Regions from separate parts of the Homo sapiens genome. Here region 2 is linked to region 1. Evidence: read pairs that join two places in POLR2A ChIA-PET (ENCODE). Cell type or tissue: A673. All regions are shown on one strand. Links, peaks and the distances in the headings refer to the core of each region. The heading gives the core; the rest is flanking DNA.

The links. Peaks named below come from ENCODE experiments on the same cell type or tissue, not always from the same donor. Only the 100,000 strongest peaks of a DNase experiment are listed, where the experiment ranks them.
Region 2: POLR2A ChIA-PET joins it to region 1 with 16 read pairs; 2 of 35 experiments call an interaction of 5 or more read pairs at or near these places.

Annotation. Positions count from the first base shown.
Region 1 is chr13:46,520,883-46,530,659 of GRCh38, reverse strand. No RefSeq gene overlaps it. Among named protein-coding and RNA genes, the nearest start is that of LRCH1, 27 kb to the left of the region's middle. RefSeq lists a silencer at 937-1,076. In A673, for the core only: no CTCF peak of the experiment used is centred there; no DNase peak of the experiment used is centred there; H3K27ac peaks cover 447 bases.
Region 2 is chr13:46,593,916-46,603,692 of GRCh38, reverse strand. All of the region lies in intron 1 of LRCH1 (leucine rich repeats and calponin homology domain containing 1), which reads right to left. Among named protein-coding and RNA genes, the nearest start is that of LRCH1, 46 kb to the right of the region's middle. RefSeq lists a silencer at 8,257-8,306. In A673, for the core only: no CTCF peak of the experiment used is centred there; DNase peaks (open chromatin) are centred at 2,892 and 5,002; H3K4me3 peaks cover 447 bases; H3K27ac peaks cover 6,363 bases.

The sequences.
Region 1 (9,777 bases), core at 855-8,854:
ACACTCACCAAGAAAAAGACTTAAGCACATTCATAACATTTGATGACTGTAATTTAATAGCAAAATTTTTGTGATGGTTATTTTTATGTGTCAACTTGACTGGGTCACAAGATGTGCAGACATTTGGGCTAACATTATTCTGGGTGTGTCTGTGAGGTTGTTTCTGGATGAGATTAACATCTGAATGGGTAGACTAAGTACAGTATATTGCCCTCATAATGTGGGTGGGCTTTGTACAAGCTGTTGAAAATCTGATGAAACAGAAAGGCTGATTCTCCCTTGGGTAAGAGAGAATTTCCTCCTGCCTAACTGTCTTGAGCTGCGACATCAGTATTTTCCTGCCTTGAGACTCAAATGGGAACATCAGCTCTTCCTCTGTCTTGGGGCTGCTGGCCTTCAGACTGGAACTACATGATCAGCCCTCCTGGTTCTCAGGCCTTCAGACTCAGACTGGAACTACACCATCAGCTCTCCTGGGTCTCCAGCTTGCCGAATGCACATCTTGTCAGCCTCCACAATCATGTGAACTGATTTCTTATGACAAATCTATCTCTGTTTATCTATAGATATAGATATGGACAGAGACATATACAAATCCTATTGGTTCTGTTTCCCTGGAGAACCTTGACTATTACTGGTTTACATTGATATTTGTGTTCAGTGAGACTCTATTGGTGACAAGTGACAAACTACCTCCCATAAGTGGATATTCTGGAGGTGGGTGGCTTAGTTTTACCCCTGGCTTCATACAGTGGTTCAGATGATGACACTGAATCCATTTTCCTGCTCTCTCCATTTCTCAATTCTGCTTTCTTTGGGTTGACTCCATTCTTGCACAGGCTTTTCTCTGTTGGTCACAACATGAATCGTCTAGATTCTCATTCAGGGAAATAAGATGCCCTCACCTGAAGCAAAAGGTTTCATTTTATCTCAGTAGTTCTGATTGAGTCACATGTGATACTGTTGAAAACGTGTGGCCCTGAGCACCTTGCAAGCACCTGCTGGGTGTGCCAGACTGCAGGTCCTATCCCCCTCTTGATACTGAGGAGCTCTGTAGCTCCTCACATAGGCAATTGAGCAGATCAAGGCAACAACTGGACTGCAGCCTGCATGGTGTGGGGGTTGGGGAGGAGGGGAGACTGCCTTATTTATTGCTGGCTGAAATATTCTCTGCTTGCTCAAAATGCACTGAGTCCTCAACCCTGAGTTCCCTCCTGCAACACATCCCACGGTATGAGCAGATGCCATCTGATCCTCTGTGTCAGCCAGTGGAATTGGAGCTTGAGGAACTAGCACAAATATACTAACGTTTTGGCTCCTACTTTTGCTATGCTACATTTTGTGTGTTTGTCTCTGTCAGTGAGTCTTACAACATCTGTCAGCATCCCTGAAATGGTGGCAGGCCAAATTGTTATCTTGCAAGGAGGGTAACATCTCAGACTTTTCATAGCTCTTGAGAGATACACTGATTGACTTAAGCCATCCTTTGCTCCAACTCAAATCCACTGGGAACACATTGAGAAGCAGGGGAGGTGGTCCTGCAGAAGAGGATTTACAGATCCCAGAAGAAGGGCAAATAGAAGGTGGGCAGGGGAAAAAATGGGAATTATGCCAATTTGATATGACCCTCACGTGCCCTACCTGTTAAACAAAGATGCAGTACCTCTTAATTCAATTCCACACTCAGGCAATTCCACTTTCAGTTGTGTTCACTGGGCCCAGGACCCCATGAAGACTAACAGAATTCCTTAGGACTCAGGCAAAGTGCCAAGGATCCCACAGCCACCACAGATCATCTAGGAGAAGAACTCCTATGATGAGGCCGAAAATGTGATTTCTTTCCTTCTTTTTATTTATTTTTTTATTTGAGACAGGGTTTCGCTCTGTCACCCAGGCTGGAGTGCAATGGCATGATCTCAGTTCACTGCAACCTCCGCCTCCCAGGTTCAAGTGATTCTCCTGCCTCAGCCTCCCGAGTAGCTGAGATTACAGGTGCACACCACCACGCCTGGCTAATTTTTTTTTTTTTTTTTTTTTTTTTTTTCAGTAGACATGGGGTTTCACCATGTTTGCCAGGCTGGTCTCAAACTCCTCACCTCAGGTGATCTGCCCTCCTCAGTCTCCCAAAGTGCAGGGATTACAGGCATGAGCCACCATGCCTGGCCTAAAATTATGATTTTAATCACAAACAACATTTACAGAAGTTAAACTAGAAGCAAAAGTATTTCACCCAATCCCACCTCCTCCAAACAACCAAATTGATTTTGTTTGAATCCCCTTCTAGTTCTTTTGCATATGCATACATACTGCTTATGAAATTATAGTATAAGCATAACTTATTAATATTCTTCTTAATTATATTAGTGTTAGTACTGTTACTACTTAATATTATTAGTACATTTAACCTGTATCACAGATATTTCCCCATAGTGTTTTTGTTGATCATTTTCATTTTAATTAGTGCAAAAAATGCAATGCCAAAATATAAGTAGTTACAGTCATCCCTCCTTACCCATGGGTTTGCTTTCTGCAGCTTCAGTTACCTGCTGCCAACCACTGCCCCAAAATAGGTGAGTAAAGTACAATAAGATATTCTGAGAGAAAGACAGAGCCCACATTCACATAACTTTGATTATAGTATTAGGTTGGTGCAAATGTAATCATGGTTTTTGCCATTGAAAGTAATGGCAAAAGCCACGATTACATTTGCACCAACCTAATATATTGTTTTAATTATTCTATTTTATTACTGTTTTTGTTAATCTCTTACTATGCATAATTTATAAATTAAACTTTGTTACATGTTTGTATGTGTAGGAGTAAACCTAATATCTATAGGGTTTGGTACTATCTGTGGTTTCAAGCATTCATTGGGAATCCTGGAACATATCTCCCATGGATAAGGGAGATCTACAGTATATACAACTTATTTACCATTTCCTTCTAAATAAGTACATCAATTATGTTCCTTATTCCCCATAAAATAGAAAGTGTAAATAACATTTGTATAACTTTAGGCTTTCCTTACTTTATTTCATGTGATTCTGGCAACTCAGTGAAGATAGCTTTGGGTTTTTCCCCCTATTTACAGTTGAGGAAAGAGAGGCTCAGAGACAGTAAGCAAGCCACAGCATGATGACCTGAGCCCAGTGTTTCCAGTGCTTCTAGATTCCACTGGCTTTGCATATGTTGGTGCTGACAGACTTTGACTTTTAGAAGCTAACTGCCCAGTAACTGCTACCAGTGACTCAAGTGTCTGTGTCAATAAGCAGGGCTCTCTGGCTTTATGAGTAAAGGAACTGCACAGGTATCGACTTGGGTTAATTTGAAGAATCTGTAGAAGGCTTTTATGCCTGCAAATATCTCATCCATCACGGTCTGTAATTCCTCCCTTTAAAAGGCATGTCTCTGAGTTTTGGTGACCTTTTGGTCTTTAAGAGGTCCTTATTAAAATCTCTAGGTTATTGAGAAGGGTGACTGTATAAGAGAGGTTTTGTTAACCCCAGTAATAGGATTGTTTTCCACTGCTTGATATTAGTGGCCTAAGCAGACATCTGTTGTTTCGTTCCTCAGCAGCCCCACCCTCATATAATGGAATTGCCTCTTCCTCCCAATGACATAGTTATTATGAAGGCAGCCATGTTAAAATAATGTGATCACTGGTGGTGATCTTTCTCGTGTCAGAATTGAGTCAACTGAGACCTTTCCCGAGACTTTGTAATTGAGACACAGAGATAAAATGCTTTCTCTTTCCCTCTCACTCATTAAAGGGCAATTTCACAGTCCATAGAGAACACAAAAGCAGAAACTCTGCACCCAGTGAATTGTGAAGATGAGAATTGAACCTGTCCTAAGAAACCTGCAAAGGCACAAATTTAGGACATTTCAAAGGCTGTGGAATTATCAAATAAATGTTAGTAATTGCTCACATGTGACCGTAACCTGTGAACATTTAATTTATCATTTATCCAATAAACACCAAACACCTATTGAGAGGCTCTTGTGCCATGCCCTGGAGACACGGATGAAATCATCCCTTTCTCAGGAAGCTCGCAGGCTGGTGAGAGAGCCAGACAAGCAAATGAATTATTTCAAAGCACATGCGCAGCCCTCTGAGGATGATAAATGTGTTAGGTACTGTAACCAAGGAAAGCACAGTTATGAAAGACAGGAGTGAGTGAGAGGTCAGGTGGACTTCAGGGAGGAGTGAACTTTTGAGGGGTTCCTGCTGGCTGAGGGGGAATTTTCCCATGGGAAGACGCTGGATGTGTAGACTATGAGTCTGGCATATACAACGGTCCCTGTAAGGAGAGGAGGATGTGCCAGGGAAGGGAGAAGTAAAAGAGTGTGGTGTTTGGGGGTGTGCCTTACAGTCTGCAGAGTTGAATCACAAGATTCATGGCAGGGAATAGGAAGCACAAAGACAGGAAGGACCATCCTGGGATGGGCCTCATGATCTGGGCTAGTGGAGTCTGTGCTATGTGTGAGGATGATTACTTTGAAAGCAAAGAGGTGGCAGGCAGAGAATGAGGGGTCATGTGCACGGGTTCTAAGGCAATACAGCCCTAATGCCCTGTAGCTGTGTGCCCTCAGCAAGCAGGTGCAGGTGCCCCTTTCTATGCTGCAATTCCCTCAACTCCAAATTAACACTCAGGCAGTATGAGTGCACACAAAATCACGCACACCAAAATCCTCATGCCCCATAGGCTTCTTGGGAGAATCGAATGCCATGTGTTTAAAGCACTTAACACAGAGCCTGACAAATGTACTGACAGCTTACTACAGGATAAATACCGTTAGTAATTTGAGTAGCAGTGGGTTGATATGTGCAAAAGGAAGTAAAGAAGCTTAGGGTGTATCTAGGATCAAACAAGGAGGAAAAAACTATCACCTCCCCTGGAGAGAAAGCTTTAAGATCCTGTTCATTGGAGAACACTTTGAGTACAGATGCTCCTCAGCTTATGATGAGATTATGTCCTGATAAACCCATTGTAAGTTGAATATATAGTTAAACTGAAAATGCATTTAATACATCTAACCTATAGAATATCATAGCTTAGCCTAGCTTACCTTAAACCTGATCAGAACACTTGGGTTACCCCACAGTTGGGCAAAATCATCTAACACAAAGCCTATTTTATAATAAAGTGTTGGATATCTCATATAATTTAATGAATACTATACTTAAATGAAAAACAGAATGGTGTATGAGTGCCTGAAGTATGTTTCTACTTAATGCATGTCACTTTTGCATCATTGCAAAGTTGAAAAACCATAAGTCAAGCCATCAAAAGTCGGGGACTGTCTGTACTCCTTGCTAATTATCTGGAAAATGTGTTTCTAGGTAGCTGGGTATGAAGAAAAAAACAATTAGGAAAAACTTTAGTGAAATACTTTTCATTGAATATTCTATGTAAAACACAGGATAGAAAACCAAAGACATCAGCCTGGGCAACATGGAAAACCCTGTCTCTACAAAAAAAAAAAAAAAAAAAAAAAATTAGCTGGGTGTGGTGGCACATGCCTGTAGTCCCAGCTATTTAGGAGGCTGAAATGGGAGGATCACTTGAGCCTGGGAGGTCAAGGCTGCAAGTGAGCTGTGATTATGCCCCTGCGCTGGAGCCTGTGCTACAGAATGAGACTCTATCTGAAAGAAATGAGCAAAAAAAAAGAAAAGAAAAGAAAACCAAACAGAGTGTAAAGGAAGTTAAGATACATCTTGCTCACATTGCTTTGGCTTCAATTACACAAGGGAAAAACCAAGATTTTCTTTTTTCTCTCATAACCCAACAGAAGATCATGATAGCCTTTGATGCAGATGTGTTTAGCTGATTAAAGAGTTTGCAAAATGTGGGGACTTTTTCACTTTGTCATATTTGCAGACAACCTGGAAAGAAGATTTATGCACTGGAAAGTAGTGTGGGAACTTTTGTTGTGGGATACTTTCTAGAAGCCGAAATATTAAATCCATTCACTTATAAGCAAACACAGTGTCTACAAGATGCCAAAACACGCAAGCATGTGTTCATCAATTAGATGACAGAGGGATATTTGGCCAATGAATCAAAGTTTTGTTTTACATGATGCCAAACATCTGGATATTTGGAAGCAGCTGTTTGGCATCTTGTGGACTAAATAGAAGCACTTTTGTACCACTGTGGCCTGAGATTGCCTTCTGTCCAATCTGCTCACTGTCCCTAAGATCCAGTCCCAAGAACACTGTTGACCACACAGGGCCAGTACTGGTTTGAGCCAAGATCAGGCAGTAAAATTGATGGAAACAGAATTGCTCACTGGGATGCAGGCCTGAGGAGTAGGCATGGAACAGACTTATTAGGGAGACCAAACCTCCTAAATGCACCAGTTCATGAGACCACAGTGCACTGGAATAAGACAGGAAGTAGTGTGGAAATCAGGGTCAGAGGGGTACCTCCTCAGACAAAGGCACTTGAGGGAGGAGGCTGCATCAGGAGCTCACACTTGGCTGCATTTTCATTATTCACTGAGTCAGCAGCATGGTGTAGTAGAAAGCATGGGACCAAGATGTAAAGGACCTGAGCTCTGCTCCTGGCTCCACCACCAGGTTGCACATGACCATGAGCAAATGCAAATGCTCTGAAACTTGGCAATGTTTTTTCTTTTCTTTCTTTCTTTCTTTTTTTTTTTTTTTTTTTTTTTGAGATGGAGTTTTGTTCTGTCTTGCAGGCTGGAGTGCAGTGGCATGAGCATGGCTTACTGTAGCCTCAACCTCCCAGGCTCAAGCAATCCTCCCACCTCAGCCTTCATAGTAGCTGGGACTACAGGTATACATCACCATGCCTGGCTAATTTTTTTGCATTTTTTGTAGAGATGGGGCCTCACCATGTTGCCTAGGCTGGTCTCGAACTCCTGGGTGCAAGCGATTTGCCAGCCTCAGCCTCCCAGAGTTCTGGAATTATAAGCATGAGCTGCCACACCCAGCCAACTCAGCATTCTAATAGGTAAAATAGAGCATCATAATTATCTCTCAGAGCTGCTGAGAAGCTTGAATGAGATTATTGACATACTTTTTAAATGGCAAAATGATATCAAATGTAAATTATCATTAATAGTTCTTATATTCTCACTTTTTGATATGTAAAATTGAAATGATGAACTAATAAAATTATGGGGAGACTACAGAAAGGATGTTTCAGAGAGTTCTTGGTGAGAATGGGTTGTCTTGAAAGGTACTGGGAAAACTTAGTGGAGAAAAGCTTGAGGTTTAGAGAAAAACAGAGGTGGGTTTGAACTCCAGCTTCAGTGAAGTTTAGCAGTGGATCTTTGAGCATAAAAAGTGGATCTTTTTTATGCTTTGCTTTCCGGATTTGTAAAGGGGACTAAGAATAGCAGCTACCTCAGAGGGCTGTTGAGGGTTAAGGAAATAATGCCAGCAAAGTATCATACGCGGCTCACAGCAAATGCAAAGGTGCTGCTGGTATTACGATGAGTGAGCCTCCTGTCATTGAAAGGGTTCAAGCAGAGGTGGAATCTCAACCCCTCCAAGGGTTTGATGGTGTATGAGGTCGTTTAACAAAATGATTTCTAAGTTTCCTGCAAATTCAAAGTTTCTATGAGTTTCTCACATAAAAACACAATTACGGGAAATAAACAAGAAATGAATTTGATCCTTGGAAAAGATCATTTCACTTGTGTGCAAAATGAGAAACTATATATGACTGTAACCCCAAAAACTATCCTCCAAAGCTGTGTCTTTTTACTGGCACTGAATCCAGCCTATTATTTAGCAAAGCCCAACACAAACAACTAGTGAGCTTGTTCACAATGCCCTGGGCTTTGAAGTGTCAAGATTTCAACTTCTCCTGCTCTTGTTGGGTTGGCCCCAGTACAAGATAAGGGACCAGAGGATCTTGTTGGCAAGTTAAAGAATGAAAACAGTAACAGCAGTTATCAATGTAACTGTGCCATTAGTCCTAACTGAAGTTGTAATTGCTGGCAGACAGATAAAATTATTTGGGGCAGAGCTATCAATGTTTCTCACTTTGAAAAAAATAAAACAAAACACCATTCTTCCTATTAAACTCATCTTTTAGGAGAAAGGAAAGACAGCTCAGCTTTGGACACTGAGCCAAGGGGAAGTGCAACCCAGCTTTGGACGCTGAACCCTTATTGAACTGGAGAGAGAAAAATTCTCACTAGCAAATGTAAATTTCTCTTTGTCAGAGGTAAAGTTAACTGAAAACTTCAATAAAAACAAATAACTTTTAAATATTTTTCTTCATATATTCTTGGCTTCACATTCATTTTTTGAGCACCAACTATGTGCTGAGCACATTGCTAAGCCTTTTGCATGCTCTGCTAGGCATGCTCCATTTGCTTTTCCAGATTGACTTTTCCTCCTGGTCTGGCACAAGCTGACCTTTCATAGATGACATCATTTGAGCGCCACTGACTGGTTCATAGTTGAGCATGACTACTGGGAGGCAACAGTTAGAAGGACAGGAGGCAAAAGAGGCTAGTTTATTCATCCCCAGCCTGAGCTTCGGGTACTGAAAATTCAGGACCTGTATTAGGCTATTAGTAGCCCCGGGGTAGCTTACAACCCTGTGTGACTTCCCTTAACCCTGCTCACACTTTTGTAACTAATCCATCAAACAGATGGCCCTTTAGAGTGTGCCATCTGTTTTTTGTTGTTTTTTTTTTTTTTTTTTTTTTTCTGTAAACTGACTGATGCATGTGATTATTTCTGATGGACTATAACCAGAAATGACATAGTCACTTTGAGGCCAAAGTAGTAAAAAGCCAGTGTGGCTCCTCCATTCGTCAGGAAGTAAAAGCCTCTTAGATGTTAGATTGCCATTTGGAAGAGGCCCAGGTCCTTGATCACTTTTGGAGGAGAGCCACCTTTTCCTCCCACCCTCAACTGTGACGTAAGCAAGAAGTAAATTTTTGTCAGATTAAGCCGCTGAAATTTTGGGGTTCACTTGTTAATGCAGCAGAGCCTATCTTATCCTGACTAATTCTCTCATTTAATCCTTATAACCTCCTTATGAAGTAGATACTTACATTAACTCTCATTTTATAGATGAGAAAACTGAGATGTTATGAGAAAACTGAGATGCAGAGAACTTAAGTAACTTGCAACCAGACCAGAAGGAACAGAGCTGTGCTCAAACTCAGGTCTTTCTGACACTAAAGTCCAAACTCTTAACAGAAGATAGCATGGTTTTCCCCTAAACCACACTCTTTTGTGTGGCATGGAAGGTATGTCTCTTCTTCACACTTAGGAAAATGCACTTGCTGTCAGTGAATCTTGCAAATGGCATGAGACCAGAACAGGCATACTGGTCGGGCAAAGCAGTTGATCCAGCAAATGTTTACAGGACTGTCCTAAAGCCTGGAAACTCATAACTAGCCCTGTAATATCCTTGCTTAGCTCCCTGACCTGGAAAAGAGGGATATAGGATTTACTTTCTTGCCTAAAGCTTATGACATTATCTCTGTGTGAGTATCATACTTTTCCATTTTCCTCTGATATAAAAACAGCCCTTCTCGGCTGGGCAGAGTAGCTTATGCCTGTAATCCCAGCACATTGGGAGGCCAAGTTGGGTGGATCACCTGAGGTCAGGAGTTTGAGACCAGCCTGACCAACATGGTGAAACCCCATCTCTACTAAAAATACAAAAAATTAGCTGGGCGTGGTGGCGGGCACCTGTAATCCCAGGTGCTCAGGAGGCTGGAGCAGGAGAATCACTTGAACCCAGGAGGCGGAGGTTGCAGTGAGCTGAGATCGCGCCA
Region 2 (9,777 bases), core at 1,035-9,034, 73 kb before region 1:
TCATCTCATAGTACTCTGAATAGTAAAGTATCCAATTAGAAAAGTGAAGGTAAATTTAAAATTGTTTTTAAACAGCATGTTTAAAACTACCAATGCTTAAAATGGTTTCTAATACTATTGACTCGGTTACCTAGGGTAGCAGGAGTCTTGAAATTTATTGGTGCATTCAGTGTTAGCTCCCCCTGTTGTCCACTTAATTACTGGCTTTAGTGACACATAGGAATCCTCCCTAGATTCTTTTCTGTTGTACACAGAACACCTCAGCGACACTAGCTTTGCAAACAACCCATTTGGGTTATGTAAGGAGGGCGGCTGACAGAAAGAGAATGGGGCTGACAGAAAGAGAATGGGGCTGACAGAGATTTCAGGGAAGACTTGAGTCAGGGTCAGGAGGAGGAAACTGGATGGCTTCCCAGCACCTCAGATCCACAGTGTGGCTCTGCTCTCCCCAGGGATCAGACACACCCATGCTCAGAAAACAGGGCCACACCAAGAAGAAATAAATTAGAGGCTCTCCGTGTCTCTGCTCCGTGCATAAAATGAAGAAGAATTAGCTTTCTCCTCCCTAGATCATAGAAAGCACAAGAGGCACAAAATTATTTACAGGATGAAGTCACAGGATACAGATATCTTATTATAAAGATACAGCCATTTATCTGACAAGAAATGAGTTATTTAATTATTTACATGTATGTATGTATGTATGTATGTATGCATGCATGTATGTATGCATGTATGTATTTGTTGACCGGGTCTTGCTCTGTTGCCCAGGCTGGAGCACAGTGGCACAATCATGGTTCACTGCAGCACTGACCTCCGGGGCTCAATCCATCCTCCCACCTCAGCCTCTTCAGTAGCTGGGGCTACAGGCACCACCGCAGTCAGCTAATTTGTGTATTTTTTATAGAGATGGAGTTTTACCATGTTGCCCAATCTAGTCTCAAAGTCCTGGGCTCAAGTGTTCCACCCAACTCGGCCTCCCAAAGTGTAGGGATTACAGACATGAGCCTGTACCCAGCCTCCATTTTATTTTAAATCATCAATGCCCTTCAATTAGGAAATAATAATAATGTTGAGCACTTTCTGGGTACTAGCCATTGTGCTAAGAGCTTTGCATAAATTTATCTCAGTCAAGCCTCACCACGTCCCTATGAGTTTTTTTAAATCCCCAATTTAATTTCATAGTTAGGCTAAATCTGCAAGAAGTTAAATAGCTTTTTCTAGACTACAGACACAGTAAACAGCAGGGGGCTGATTTAGATCCACTGCAGACTGACCCAAAAGCCATGTTCTTCACCCTGAATGGATTACCTGTCCCCAATTAAGCACGTGTTCTGGGTGGTAATCATGACACAGGAAGCAGAGGCATAAACTATTCCAGGAAACTCACTTAAATTTCTCTGGTCTTCAGTTACACAACGAAGCTACATCATCTTCAAAGATCCTTCTAATGTCCAAAAATTCAAGCTTTATTCTAGCGGAACCAAAAATTCCTCAGGGTCAGCTATACATAGTTGCATTAATCTACTTGACACCTTTGAGGCTTAGAGAAGTTAAGTGGTTTCCTCAAGGTTACCAAGCTAGAATGGAAAGAGATGAGATTCAAATTCTGATCTTTCAAATCCATGTCCTGGAAGTCACCTTTAAACCATAGCTGGATCTATGATCTTTAATTTATATGACAACGTTGCAAGTCAGTAGACATAAAAACATTCAGGTTACAAATCCAACTACTGAACACAGGCTATTAATTCTTAGGTTTATTAAACAAGCTCTTTTCTCCTAATAAAGAGAAAGCAGCTACAAAGTCCAACTCAGTCACTGGATATCAAGAGTTAGGCAGCGGCGTGGGTACTATGATACAAGCCCAGCCTATATTCCTAACACCCCAGGCATTGCGACTCCATAACCCCCTACGAAAAACAGCCTGGTCCTACGTGATCATGACTGGGTAAAAAGAAACCCAACAGAGCAGGGCTTGGAAGGTGATTGGGCAGCAGGCCACTTAAACATTGCTATGGAAATATAATTAGTCTTATTAACCTAATTCATTTAGGGTTTTGTGATACTTCAGAGGGAGCTGAGCCCCACCTGGATTTAAAAGAATTTGATGAAAAAATTCAGATTACAAGAGGACATTGAACTAACCTCAAGGGACCAGTCACTCAACCTTTAAAATCACCTATGTACCTATGATCTATGAAATAATGACTAGTCATTCTCCTCTATTCATTAAGACAACTTTTTAAAAAACTTATAATCTTATCTTTCCTTCATTTAAAGAACTTTTTCCTGCAATTTGCCTCAAACATAAGTTTTTACACACAACAGTCTCTACCCTCTAAGCAAGTTACCCCTCAGGTCATTCCACACAGTCTGCACATCTCTTTCTATACATGCTTTGCTGTTTTCTGTAGGGAGGAGAAGAGGGACAGTGAAGAGAGGACCAGAGCCAAGGCTGATGCATATTCTCCACACAAGGAATCATGCTGCGGGCTCTGAGGAATAAAAAGAAAAACAAAACCGGCCCTGCCCTCAAAGCATCCATGAGGTAGGTGATGTTGTGCTAGTCTAAGTGACAATGGAGACCAATGGGCCTGAGCCCTTTAACGGATAGGGTGGGTTGGCTTGTGATTCCCATACTGCTGAGTTCCCCAAAGTATAGATCTGATTCTATGGAACATTCAACCTGCTCAGCAAGCCCCATTTCCCAAGGAGCAGCTGCCTGTAAAGGTGAAACTGAGTAACTGAATACACAACCAGAGCTAACATGACTTTGACAATCAAATTGCTTTAAAGCGCTAACAGAATCATAGCAATAGGCCATCAGTCATGAGCAGAAAAGCTGACTGTTGCTAAAGAGCATGAACGACAAAGTTCTGTGACACCAGTGCTCAGTATTTGTTAAACTGCATGATGAAATAATGTGAGTCATAAAATCAATTCAATGAACAGTATTTTATGTAAATTAAATGGAAACACATATCCTTAGCAGTAACTGTAAACATCTGCAACTTGCAACAAATACTTCAGGTTCTGTGTGTGTGTGTGTGTGTGTGTGTGTGTGTGTGTGTAAATCTGGTCAGGATGTAAAAAAACTGTAAAACATATTTCTTACTGGGTGTCTTAATTTTAAAAGTTTGAAAAACACTGTCTTAGGCTCAGCAGTAAATTCAGTTTTGAATAACTGCAGCCAAAGGGAACAGCAATTAGGACCATGACCCAAGGAAAGGCAAACAAAAGTGAATAAAAATAAATACTTCCTTAGAAGGACTGACCATACGGTTCACAGTCTTGACCCTAACTCTGTTATTCTTGGCTTGAAATAATCCAGCCATCTGAGAAAACGACTGCAAAATACCTGAAAGATTTCAAGTGCAGGTGTCTGCAAGGCACACACCAAAAAAACAAATAACACCAGACTCTGAAAGACAGGAAGCCACCATTCCCAAACCATAAAGACATTGTGAGAATAAAAATGTTTATGTTACTATGTTAAAAAGCCTGGCCGGGTGTGGTGGCTCACGCCTGTAATCCCAGCACTATGGGAGGCCTGAGGCGGGTGGATCACCTGAGGCCAGGAGTTCAAGACCAGCCTGGCCAACATGGTGAAACCCTGTCTCTACTGAAAATACAAAAATTAGCTGGGTGCTATTTTTTAATACAACAAAGCTATTTTTTAAGTAAGCTATTTTTAAAATAAAAAAATTAAGATCGGTGGCGTGAGCCACCGCACATGGCCAAATACCTTTAGTTTTGAAAGGGCTAAAGAGTTAACACAGGAGAGGGCTAATACATTTACCCTACATGTTTTCCAATCCCATTACGTATCTCCATAACAAATAACCTGAACTGTCTTCATGGTCATTGATTCATTCATTTAACAAAAATGAACTGAGCACCTACTAGGCTGTGGCCACAGTTCTAAGGTAACATAAGGTAAATTGATTCTATATTATTTGTTTCTACCTACATAATTGAGGGGCTAGAAACATGGAAAATGCAAATATTTCTGAAATAAAACTACTACTAATAAATGCTACTAAGTTTAATAATAAAATACTACTAAGTTTAATCATAAGACTATCACTGATGGCCAAAATTTCTTGACATTGTAATAGTTCTTCAACAATATTATTTAGTCATAATTATCAGTCAGCTACCAAAAAAAATGAAAGTAACAAATGTTGGCAAGGATGTGGAGAAACTGGAACCCCTGTGTACTGTGGGTGGGAATGTAAAATGGTGGAACCACCATGGAAAACATTATGGCAGATCCTCAAAAAAATTAAAAATAAAGTTACCGTCTGATCCAGCAATTCTACTTCTGAGTATACAACAACAAAAAAAAATTGAAAACAGGGTCTCAAAGAGATATTTGCAAACCCACGTTCATGGCAGCATTATTCACAATAGTCAAATTGTGGAAGCAACCCAAATGTTCATTGACAGAAGAATGGATAAACAAAATGTGGTGTATACATGCAATTAAATATTAATCAGCCTTAAGAAGGAAGGAAATTCTGACACCTGCTACAGTATGGATGGACCTTAAGGACATTATATAATGCTAAGTAAAATCAGCCAATACTAAAAAGACAAATACTCTATGCTTCTATTTATATAAGGTACCTAGGGTAGTCAAATTCATAGAGATGGAAAACAGAATGGTGGTTTCCAGGGGCTGAGCTGGAGAGAGGGAGATGAAGAGTCATTTAATGGTACAGAGTTTCAGTTTTGCAAGATGAAAAGAGCTCTGGAGACTGTGCGACAATGTGAATATGTAACTGCACACTTAAAAACAGTCAAGATGGTAAGTTTATGTGTATTTTGCAATTATAAAAAATATATATCAGACAGTGTTTACCTTCGGGGTTTTTATACCATAGAGCATTGCCCATGGTTCTGGATGCGAAGAACAACTTCTCAAGGATCCTGTGTAAGTTGAATCCAGGCTTTGCAGCAGCCTAAGCATTTCCCTTACCGAAAGCCCATCCCGGAAGTTCTGACTCTAATTCATTGTCTAACCAAATAGCCTTGCAAAACCATTTCCTCAAAACCCAGAGCAAGGCTATTTTGTTTGTGTTCTTTTTTTTTTGTTGTTGTTAGTGGTGAAACTACAAAAGTTACAGAAAGTATAGAAAGATGGACAACTTTTCCCCTTAAATTTATTGAAATTAAATTTTATTTACCCTGTAGAATGTTATCTTGAAATTGAATTGTTTTTTCTTGAACCTACAGAATATCATGCATACAAATGTAAAATTTCTATAAATCTGCAAGCGTCTTTTCCCCCGAGACAAGCAAGTTCCTGTGTTGCCTATTTTTATACCAATTGTACACTAAACTGGGGCACCCTGGCTGCAAGAGGGCCAGACAAAACTGCCCCAGGGCTGCTCAAAAGAGGCCATTTTGCACATAAAGAAATAGTGTTGTTTCTGGAACTTCTAGAGGAAAGAGTACATACGCTGTATGCCAATTTACTCAGAAAATGCCTCAGAAACCATGGAGTTTAAACTCTATTGTCATTTTATTGGGTGCCCGCCACCTTGACCGGCTAATTTTTGTATTTTTAGTAGAGACAGGGTTTCATCATGTTGGCCAGGCTAGTCTTGAACTCCTTACCTCAGGTGATCTGCCTGCCTCGGCCTCCCAAAGTGCTGGGATTACAGGCATGAGCCACCGCACTCAGCCCACACAGTGATCCTTGTTATTCATGATGGTAGTTCTGTCTATGAAGTTGCCTTGAACACCGCCATAGGAAATACTAATCCTTAGCTTCTGGGGGAAACACAGGGTTAGGTTCCTGCAAGCCTCTGGTCACAAAATTTTCATCAACCAACTTATAACGTCATTTTATGTGTGTTTCTGTTTTTTAAAAAAAAAATGGCTTATTTGATCTAAGTTGTTGGTTCATTGACACTAAACTCACAGCCAACAGCACTAAAGCCCATGCCTGAAGAAAGCTTAGCTAACACATGTATTTTTCCCTATAAGGCACATCACAGCCTTCTTGCACTTAAAAACACTGGACAGGGCCAGGCGCGGTGGTTCACGCCTGTAATCCCAGCACTTTGGGAGGCCAAGGCTGGTGGATCACCTGAGGTCAGGAGTTCAAGTCCAGCCTGTTCGACATGGTGAAACCCTGTCTCTACTAAAAATATAAAAATTAGCCGGGCGTGGTGGCTGATGCCTGTAACCCCAGCTACTTGAGAGGCTGAGGCAGGAGAATTGCTTGAACCCGGGAGGCGGAAGTTGCAGTGAGCCAAGATCAAGCCACTGCACTCCAGCCTGGGCGACAAGAGTAAGACTCCATCTAAAAAAAAAAAAAGTCCTACTGGACAGTTCTTTAGCCCTATATTTGGGGAGCCATTTTAAACAGTGAAATCACCAAGAAAAAGCCCAAAAATGCAGAAGACATGGCACTGAATTGTCTGCATCCAGGACACTCGTTTACAGTATGAGAACTGAGGCAAGAAGGCAGAGTGTCACCTTGTTCAACCTCCACCGGGTACGTGTACCTTGAGCTACTCAAATTTTTTTGCTGCTCTGTACATATCCACCAATGACCACAAAGAGTCCTCACGGATGGATTTGGGGCTTACAAATACATTTTAGCAAGTAGGCCAATTTCACAGATACAGAATTCTCAAAGATTGAGGATCGACTGTATTAACCCATTTGGGAATTTTCTTAGACCTAAACTTAGAGTAATAGATAGGAAGTCTATTCAAACCTTTCTGGGGGAAACTTTTAAAAGGTCACTTGAAAATTCAAGGGCTCTGAGCTACATACATAGAGCACTAGTTACTATCTTCCTGGGGTGGTGAAAATGTCCTCTTCACTCCCCCAAATTCAGCAGGCAAAATGCTGGGCAAATGATCGATTGCCATGGACCTAGCCATGTTGACTACCAGCATCTACCACCTGCGTAACTTTGCGTGACTTTGATCCAATCGCAAGCTGTTCCTCTACCCATGACGGGATTTCCCACAGTCTCCAGAAGGCACTTCCTGAAAATCATTCCCTTTGTCTATTCATGCCTTTAACATGTCATCTCAATGTAGCTTCAAGTTAGAATTCACTGACATTCTTTCATATTCTAACAAAGATGTCTCTGTTCCAAGATCGCTATTTCATTTCCAGATATATGCTAAGATAAAATTCAAAATTTAAAAAATGCCCAATTTTTCCAATTTGCTATTCATAGCAGCACCAAGTGTCTTAAATCATAAAAATGGAAACATCTGACAGACATACTGCAACTACAAGATCCTTATAAAGTAACACATGATTTTTTTTATCTCCCTGGAGAAGTAAAGATGCTTTGATTTATAGTCATGATCAGACTGTACCAAAACATGCTGCCTCCTTGAAGCAGGTAATATTTAGGGCTGCAATACAAGCTTTCCTCGGTGTTCATTAGGATCACAGTGTTTCTTCAGAGCTGCAGGAAACATTCAAAATTCACCAGCCCTTTATCTATTAGAAGAGATAAGCACTCAAGATGTGTTCCCAGGGAAAAAAACATTTTTGATCATGTCAACTCCCTCATCTATGATAACCATCCAAACCTCAGCTCCTCCTCCTTTCCTTTGAAACTAAAATAGGAAGCACTGGCATGAAAAACTTCTGCTTTTTAAAGTCTCAAAACTGGTTACTTGTATTTAAAAGCCTTTTTGCCTGTTTAAAACTAAAAACACTTTTACACCTTCATTAAAGTTATGACCGATGTGTTTAATTTTAAAGACATAGCTGCCATTCTTAATTACTTCCTCTACCTTTAACATCCCTGTCTTACATAAAATATTCAAAAAAAAAAAAACAATGTGAGGCCGTGCTTTGGATTCCATGTGGCCAATTTCACTCTGTGGCAGTTGCCAGCAGAACTCCACATCTAGAACAACCAGTATGTGCCTAAGGCCTTTCCTGTTCTTTTTGTTTCCTTGAGTTTATTCCTGTCAGGTGTAAGCACTCCAGAAATGTAGAATTATGACATAGGAACTCACACTGAGTCATAGCTGGAACTCATCTCTTCTGAGTTCACAATTAAAAACAAATGAAATCTAAAATTACATTGAAAACATAAAGGTAGATGGAAGTTTAAAGTGCAGATGTGGCTTCAGCCCCAGCTGGATATGCTCAGGGGGGAACAGATGTCAGTAATAAACCTAGGAGAGCTACAAAAGTTAGCTTATATCCATCACCAAGTGAAAATGCTGACGTACATATAAAACTGTGCCCTGCCTGCTTTCCTACCCAGTCTGAGTGTGCAATATGGAAACAGCCTGGAAAAGAACCCAGAAACCCTGTGGAGATGCAGAGCAGGTCTGCCACATCAGCGGTGAGGAAGTCACTTACTGCATGGTCGGGGTAGGCTAGCCATGCAGCACCATCAGGAAAGGTATGGTTTCTTCTAACACTTGGCACCTGGCCTATGCATCCTCTAAGTTCACCAAAGAAAGAAAACACATAATCTGCGGTTACATTCATTAAAGTCTGCCACAGGAGAATAGGGTTCTCGATGGGTATGGGGAGATGACAGAACAAAACTATAAATGACCAGGAATGGAATAAAATTAAACCTAAAGTGACCAGGGCAAAAAGCAAACCCCAGAATGATCATCATGGTATTAATAATTACATAAAGACTATAAACTCAGAAGAAGCTAGGAGAACACCCAGAGCCTGAAAGTTGGAGAAGGTTATAGCTGCCACACTCTTTAGATGAAGTTCATTTATGAGACTTTCTTTATATAGCCTGTATAGTTACATAAACTAGAGTCAATCAGGTTTTTCTAAACTGCGCTCTTGTTACTAGATCTTATTACAGTCTTCACATTTCAGAGCTAAATTAAAAAAACACACACATTTAGCCATATGTTTTCTATGGAAAGCACTAACCATACATTTGAAAATGAGGGTGACTTTCTTTTTTGTATTTTGCAGCCAGGATATTTTATTCACCAAAATTAAGCGAAGCAGTTCCTACTTATGAACTCATATGAACTAATTCAGCCCCGTCAAATCGAGAAACTTTAAATATTAAATTCTACTGTACAATCTCAGCTGGAAGTCATCTCTCTCTCCACCAACCTTCCAGGGCACTTGGCACCTATCCTATAATGCAAACATTCTGTGTAGCTCAAGGAGGTGGCCTGATTTGGTGCATTCAACAGTGGCTAGAGGTCTAAGCCTCTTTGCTTCTGCAGGGAGACAAAGAAAAATCATTTACTATTTTGCAAAGATCGCTTCATTGAATTTTCTTGGGGTCAATAGCCCTTAGCAGAAAACAAGTATTCCACACTTGTTCTATAAGGTTCTAGGAGGTTCTTACAAACCTCATCAGCAAGTAGTATTTTTTACATAACTTGCTATTAGCTTGGAAATTTACTACAGTCTCTGTTTATTTTCTTCAGTTGTTAAATATGTACTTTTTTTTTTTTTTTCACTGAGATTAAAAGAGGAGTCCAGGCAAAACAGTAAGAACATGGGTAAGAAATGGAAAGACAATAAATGTCTTGACTTGTTTTCGGGACTCAGACTGCCTAGGCTTAAATGCCTGCAATGTCACTCCCTGGCTCTCTGTTCTTGGCAAGTTACTTCACTTCCCAGGCACCTGGTACCCACCTCTCAGGGAACCTGGTATCTATCCTATGATGCAAACATTCTCTAGTTCAAGGAGATGGCCTGATTAGGTGCATTCAACAGTGGCTATAGACCTAAGACTCTATCAACTTAAAATTAGTTTTATAGAGGAAATGATACCTGATAAAA